Linked DNA regions of Homo sapiens: region 2 is linked to region 1. The links are chromatin loops, found by intact Hi-C in ENCODE. Cell type or tissue: heart left ventricle. All regions are shown on one strand. Links, peaks and the distances in the headings refer to the core of each region. The heading gives the core; the rest is flanking DNA.

Region 1 (2,904 bases), core at 136-2,635:
GCTCCCGTCCTCAGGCCCTGGGCTTGGGCGGTGTCATGGGTAGGTCTTGCTGACATCTTAGGGGCCATCAGAGAGCCCAGCCTGAGCAGCGCCTAGCACAGCCCTGGCTATCCAGAGAGCAGCCCAGACCCCAGGCCCCACGTGGCAGGGATGGAGATGTGAGGGTGGAGACGGCCATGGGGGATTACTCCTTCCCCCTGTTCAGCCCACTCTCCAGGCAGCCTCTGTGTGGCACCTCTCATGCTGATTTCCACAGAGGGCGAGGCTGTGCCGGCCAGAAACGTGGGTCTAGGATGCTTGGCAGATGCATTCCCTGTTGTAATTCATGGAATTCTGGAAGCCCTTGGGCCAGCAGGTGACACGGTGCCTTCCTCCAGGGCGCCTGCAACACTCACCTTGACCGATGGTTTTCCCTTGCGACCTGTCTGGCCCTGCCTTCACAGGGTGTCCAAAGGAGTCAGGCACCAGCACCCCCTCGAGAGAGGGCCACCACGTGTCAGAGGCTGGCATGCACCGTGGAGAAAAATGAGATGAGAATGAAGTTGGGGGTGTGAGGACTGCATGTTCAGTGATATCGTGTGATCAAAGGAGATGCCTGCGACCATTTAAAAAGGGGACTTCCCGCTTCTGATAGGACCCGGGACCATTCAGGGGGTTTCATTCTTATTAAATATTTTTGCCTTTTTCATAAAAGGCACTCGCCCACAGAGGGGTCTGTAAAAAAATCAATTCTGTCCGGGCTGCTAAGTGTAAGACGACCCCCTTACTGTCCTTTAAAAGCAAGGAGCTTCTCTTTATCACATATAGTCAGGCCCTGACTCACTTCCCAAGCCCAGTCTGAACCAGGCCAGGCATGGGGGAAGCCGGCGGGTGCAGGGGAGTGGAGGGAAAGGGGAGAGCCGGCCCCAGGAACCTGGTGACAGTGGGGACGGCCGCCCTCAGTCATGCCCGCTCCTTCCCTGGGCCCACGTGACCATCCTTCTCTGTGAGCTCGAGGACACCCCGTCAGCCCCACGGGGTGCGGCTTACCAAGAAGGGGGTGGACACCCCTGCGTGGCAGGCACCGGCCTGTCCCTGCTGCCATACCCAGGTAATGACCGAGACAAGAATAGTCTCGGTAGAAGGGAGGGAGGCCGCCAGACAGCCCAGCCGAGGCCAGAGCCGGTTCTTGGGGAGTAACACCCCCCTCTACCGGCCACCTCGGACTTTACAGGCAGGAATTGCAGAATCCGTTGCATTTTCACAACAATAACTGAGACGTGCAAACCTCTCCTCCAGCTCCCGCAGATTGGAAAGGATGAAAGCGAGGATGGCCTGACCCACCCGCTTTAAGGAATTAGAAACTCAGTGTAAATCCCCAGGGGCATGTCGACACCCCAAAGTTCATCAGGAGGAAAGGAACCCCCATTTTAGACAAAGAGGCCAGAGCTTGTGCAGAGGGAGTGGCCCAGAGGTCGACAGTATCTGGGAGCATGCTTAGCCGGGCCCTGTGGACACACATTTGGACCTACGCAAAAGTTATCTTTGCTTTGCCAAGGATCTCTTTAAATTCTGAGTCTTTTCCCAAGAAAGCAAACTTGACTCCGACCAAGCCTCCAAATCCAATGACCCGTTAAAGAAAAGACAGGGCAGGGGGATGGGTGACGCTCCACTTTGCAGGTTCAATCAGCAAAGTCCCAATGGTAGGAAGCTCCACAGGACAGACTGCCAGTTTCTCCAACAACTCAGTGACACAGGGGAAATGGAAGCGTGGAGGGGAATATTTGGATTAGAAGAGACTTTAGGGTGGAGTGATTCCTAGATTATATCGTTAAATACAAAAGCAAAGTGCTAAAGAATATCTGTAACATGCTACTTTTCATCGAAGGAAGAGGGGAAGGAAAATAAAATATACGAAACCTGTTCTTTTGTGAAGAAGAAACAGAGGAAGGATAAATCAGAAACCAATAAGACGGGTTGCCTGTCGGGGGTGGTTCCTCGAGGGTGTGGGCATAGGTAGGAAAAGGGTGGATGATGGGAATGACACAGAAGAATTAGAGGGAGTGACACTGTGTATACCTTTTGAATCGTTCTGACTTTTAGAATCATGTGCATATTTCATGTACTAGATTAAAAATTTTTTTTAATGAGAGGAAACCCAAAATAGAATACAAACAGAAATAAGTGGCACTAATAGTTTTACAAATGATTTATATACTTCCACTGAAAAGATGGGGGAACTAACCTAAGAAACTTTGGAAAACAGTGTTTTTATTGCATCCTCAAAGGCTAAAAATGAAAAGACGTATATACACATATCATACCATGACTAGTTGGTCAATTTTTCACAAGGGTATGGGTCACTGATTCTGAAACTATTTTACATGCCTTCTGGAACTGAGCAAATCAGTCAATAGATGATGGATAAGGAGATCAAAGATACACCAAGACGGAGAACCCTGTGATACTGGATTAGAATTAGGGGTGTCAGTAAGAACTCGTGGTTTTTAATGTGTATACAGGTGTGTGTGTGTGTGTGTGTGTGTGTGTGTGTGTGTGTGTGTGTATTTCCTAGTCTAGCTGCTGGGAGTGCCTAGAGGTAATGAGAGCCTGGTGGCAATGAGCACAGCCAGCACCCAGATCTTGATTTCTAAACACCAGTCTCAATACAACAAACCAGGGCTTCCAAGAGAAACAGCTCGTTCCAGGGCCAGGTCAGAGAAAGGACAGGAGGAGTCGGCAGCATCTCTTGATGCTATAGAGCAAGGAAGCTCCCAAAAATGATGTGGCTGCGGCAAACCACACGGGAACCATGGGAAGGGGGTCCCCAAAATGATGTGGCCGCGGCAAACCATACAGGAACCATGGGAAGGGGGTCCCCAAAACGATGCGGCCGTGGCAAACCACACAGGAGCCATGGGAAGG
Region 2 (2,904 bases), core at 117-2,616, 88 kb before region 1:
TTACCCGAGAGGCTGGGCCCCTGCCCACCTGGGTGATCCTTTGCTCTCACTCTGTGCTCCCTTGTACTCCAAGCCACGCAGCCCTTGGGCCATCCTAGAACCAGCCAAGGGCTTTTTTTTGGCCTCAGGGCCCTTGCACTCACTGTTCCCTCTGCCTGAGACACTGTTCCCCTGACTCCTTAGCTGGCCAGTTCCCTCCTCATCCTTCAGGTTTCCTCTTAAATATGCTCTCCTAAAAGAGGTCTGGAATAAGCTCCTAGAGGCCAAGGGACAGCAGGAATGCTGACTCCCACGGGGTCCCCGGGCCCATGGAAAGAGGAGTAGATTTCTGAGTGCAAAGGGAAACCTTTGAAGGGCTGGCGTGGGGGGTGGGGCGATGAAGCAGCTGGGTCTGATTTACCCCCTGAAAGCCTGCCAGTAGCACCCGCATGGGAAACCACAGGGCCGGAGTGGCCACTGGGGAGAGTTGGAGCCCTTGTGCTGGTGACAGGCGCAGAGGTAGTGCAAATGGAGAGAGGACATGGGGTATTCTGGAACCCACAGGACTTGCGGAAATGCGGGAAGGAGTGGGGTGAGAGCCATAGGCAACAGGAAAGAGTCAAGCGGGGTGGCGCTGTTTCCAGCCCCAGCAGGGGGTAGGAGGTGGTGCCAGTTTCCTACGGTGGAAACCCAAGGAAGGCACGAAGCAGGTGTGCTTTGGAAGGAACAGTTCTGGCGCAGCGCCTCTTCCTGTCGGCCCCCTTCTACAGTGCGCCTGGACACAGGGTGACGGCGCAGAGCTGCGCGGGCATCCCCAGCTCCGTGGCTCCGGCTCAGGTCGGCTGAGAGGCCTGGATCGAGGCACGCTGTCCCCGCGCCGCCCGCACTGCCAAGGGCAAGGGCACGGCCGTGACCGGGTAGGAGGCGGATCCCACCTGTGAGCCACTGAGCCACTCAGCCTCCGGGGAAGAGCGAAGATCAAAGCGGCACCCCACGTCGCGGGGCTGGGGAGGGAAGGGCATGAAGGCCTGTCCTCTGCGAGGCTTCAGGCGCCTGGAGGCAGGGTGGGAGGGCAGGGCGCGGGGGCTTTGTCTGCGCGGAAACGCCCTGCCCGGCGCCCGCACAAAGGCCGCTTTGTGCCCGCGGCCGGCGGAGGTGGGGGCCGCGCGTCCCCGGATCCCCCTGCCCCGGCCCGGCCCGCGGCCCCGAGGGGGCGCCCGCCACTTCGCCGCCGCCAGCCCGTGGCCCCGGGCGCCAAAGGGCCTCTTAATTGTTCCCAGAACGGGTGGCATTTAGGTCAATTAATATGCAAAACAGGAGTAAATCATCTCATTCGCGGGCCCCACGCGGGGCGGGGAGCCGAGGCATTTGCTAGGCAGCGAGGTCGCGGCCCCCGCCGCGTGTTTATCTGGGGAAATGGAAATCAGGCGACGCACAAAGCCGCCCCGCGGGCCGGGCCGCGCCCTCGGCCGCCCTCGGAGGGGTAGCCGGCGCCGGTCCCGACCTGCGGCCCGGGCTGGCAAGTCGGCTGCAAGCCTGGGGTCGCCTCTGGCCCTCTCTGGTCCACCGTGCCTAGCTGGTGATAGCAGGAGTTCTGTTATTACATAAATCAGGTATTGGGAGAATAATACGATTCCCTAAGTGCTTCTAATTGGAGCTTGCGTGCTCCTGACCCATTATTATGCTACTGAGCCTTGACTGAAGTCCAAAGCCTACTCGCATTCCTGCATTTAATCCTCAAAATCGCACTAAGAGGCAGGTGATTATTCCTATTGTTCAGCTGAAGAAACCGAGGCAGAGAGGTGAAGATCGTCACCTGGCCCAGACTAAGCCCTTCACCATTAAGGTGTGAGCCCCAGGCCTCTGTTATTTCACTGGGCAGCTCTCTTCGCTGGGGAAAATGGCCCCTGCAGGCAGAGTTCTGTGAGTCTCGCTACTACTGCACCATCCTTACTCATTCTCCCTGAATTCCAGAAATGTAACAGGACCCACTGTGCACCTGCACTCTTCTAGACTCAGACGGTTCCACAGGGAACAAAACAAGAGATTTTGGCCTCTTAGGACACCAGCGAGAGCACCTCCAGGAGAAGCCAGCAGGGCGACAGGAATGGCCCCTCGAAGGAGGTGACACCTGAGCAGAGACCTGAGGGAGGTGAGAGAGACTTCCAGGAAGAGGCAATGGTCTTGAGGCTGCAGCATAAGGAGGCCAGGGAGGGGGGTGTGTGGAGCAAAGCGGGAGGGATGGAGACAAGGCAGAGGTGGCCAGGGCTGGCACTGGGGGTGCCGGCTCTAGTTCCAGCTGGACACCGGAGTCTCTGGCTTCTCTTGGTCTGGGGACAGTCTGTGCATGGGGAATTGTAAAGGCTTCTGCTTGGCTCAGCCTGGTTCAAGTGGCCCCATCCTGGGCTAATTGGCAGTGGCTAGGGGCAGGTCACATACTGGACACACTCCCATCAGCTGGACACCCACCCCAATCGATACCCACTACGCAAGTAGACCCCAAACCTGGGCAGCAGGCAAAGTCAAGAGCAGTCCAGGGAGCCAGGGTCCAAAAGCTGGAGACATTTCTGAAGGTTGTCAATCTGTGAGGACAGACATGAGCCTGGAACTGAAGATTTGGATAACCCACGTGCACTGGGGCCAAGAGATAAGGGGCATCAGGTGTCCAGACGTGATGGAGGGATGGGAGGGAGAGGTAGGTGAACAGGGAGTGCTCAGAGCTAGGTGAGATATTTTAGCAAAATCACCAAACAGGAAAAGTTGAAGATGCTGGTCCCGTGCAGCTGCTTCTGTAGGAGTTCATGGGGACAGGGGTTACCAGAGGAGGGTTTGCAAATTTTTCCTATAGGATGCCCTCTCTATGGTGATGTACTTGGTCGTCAGTCAACTGCCTGGACAGCCCTGACTTTTCCCCTCTCTCCCCAC

Evidence for each region. Peaks named below come from ENCODE experiments on the same cell type or tissue, not always from the same donor. Only the 100,000 strongest peaks of a DNase experiment are listed, where the experiment ranks them.
Region 2: a loop joins it to region 1, with 2.4 times the contacts of the local background. A loop is called at or near these places in 10 of 110 quality-filtered maps.

The regions. Positions count from the first base shown.
Region 1 is chr2:120,674,530-120,677,433 of GRCh38, forward strand. No RefSeq gene overlaps it. Among named protein-coding and RNA genes, the nearest start is that of GLI2, 60 kb to the right of the region's middle. In heart left ventricle, for the core only: a CTCF peak has its summit at 1,196 (motif pointing left); a DNase peak (open chromatin) is centred at 1,130; H3K27me3 peaks cover 1,754 bases.
Region 2 is chr2:120,586,260-120,589,163 of GRCh38, forward strand. No RefSeq gene overlaps it. Among named protein-coding and RNA genes, the nearest start is that of LINC01101, 120 kb to the left of the region's middle. RefSeq lists an enhancer at 1,865-2,758. In heart left ventricle, for the core only: no CTCF peak of the experiment used is centred there; DNase peaks (open chromatin) are centred at 932 and 1,322; H3K4me3 peaks cover 687 bases; H3K27me3 peaks cover 2,149 bases.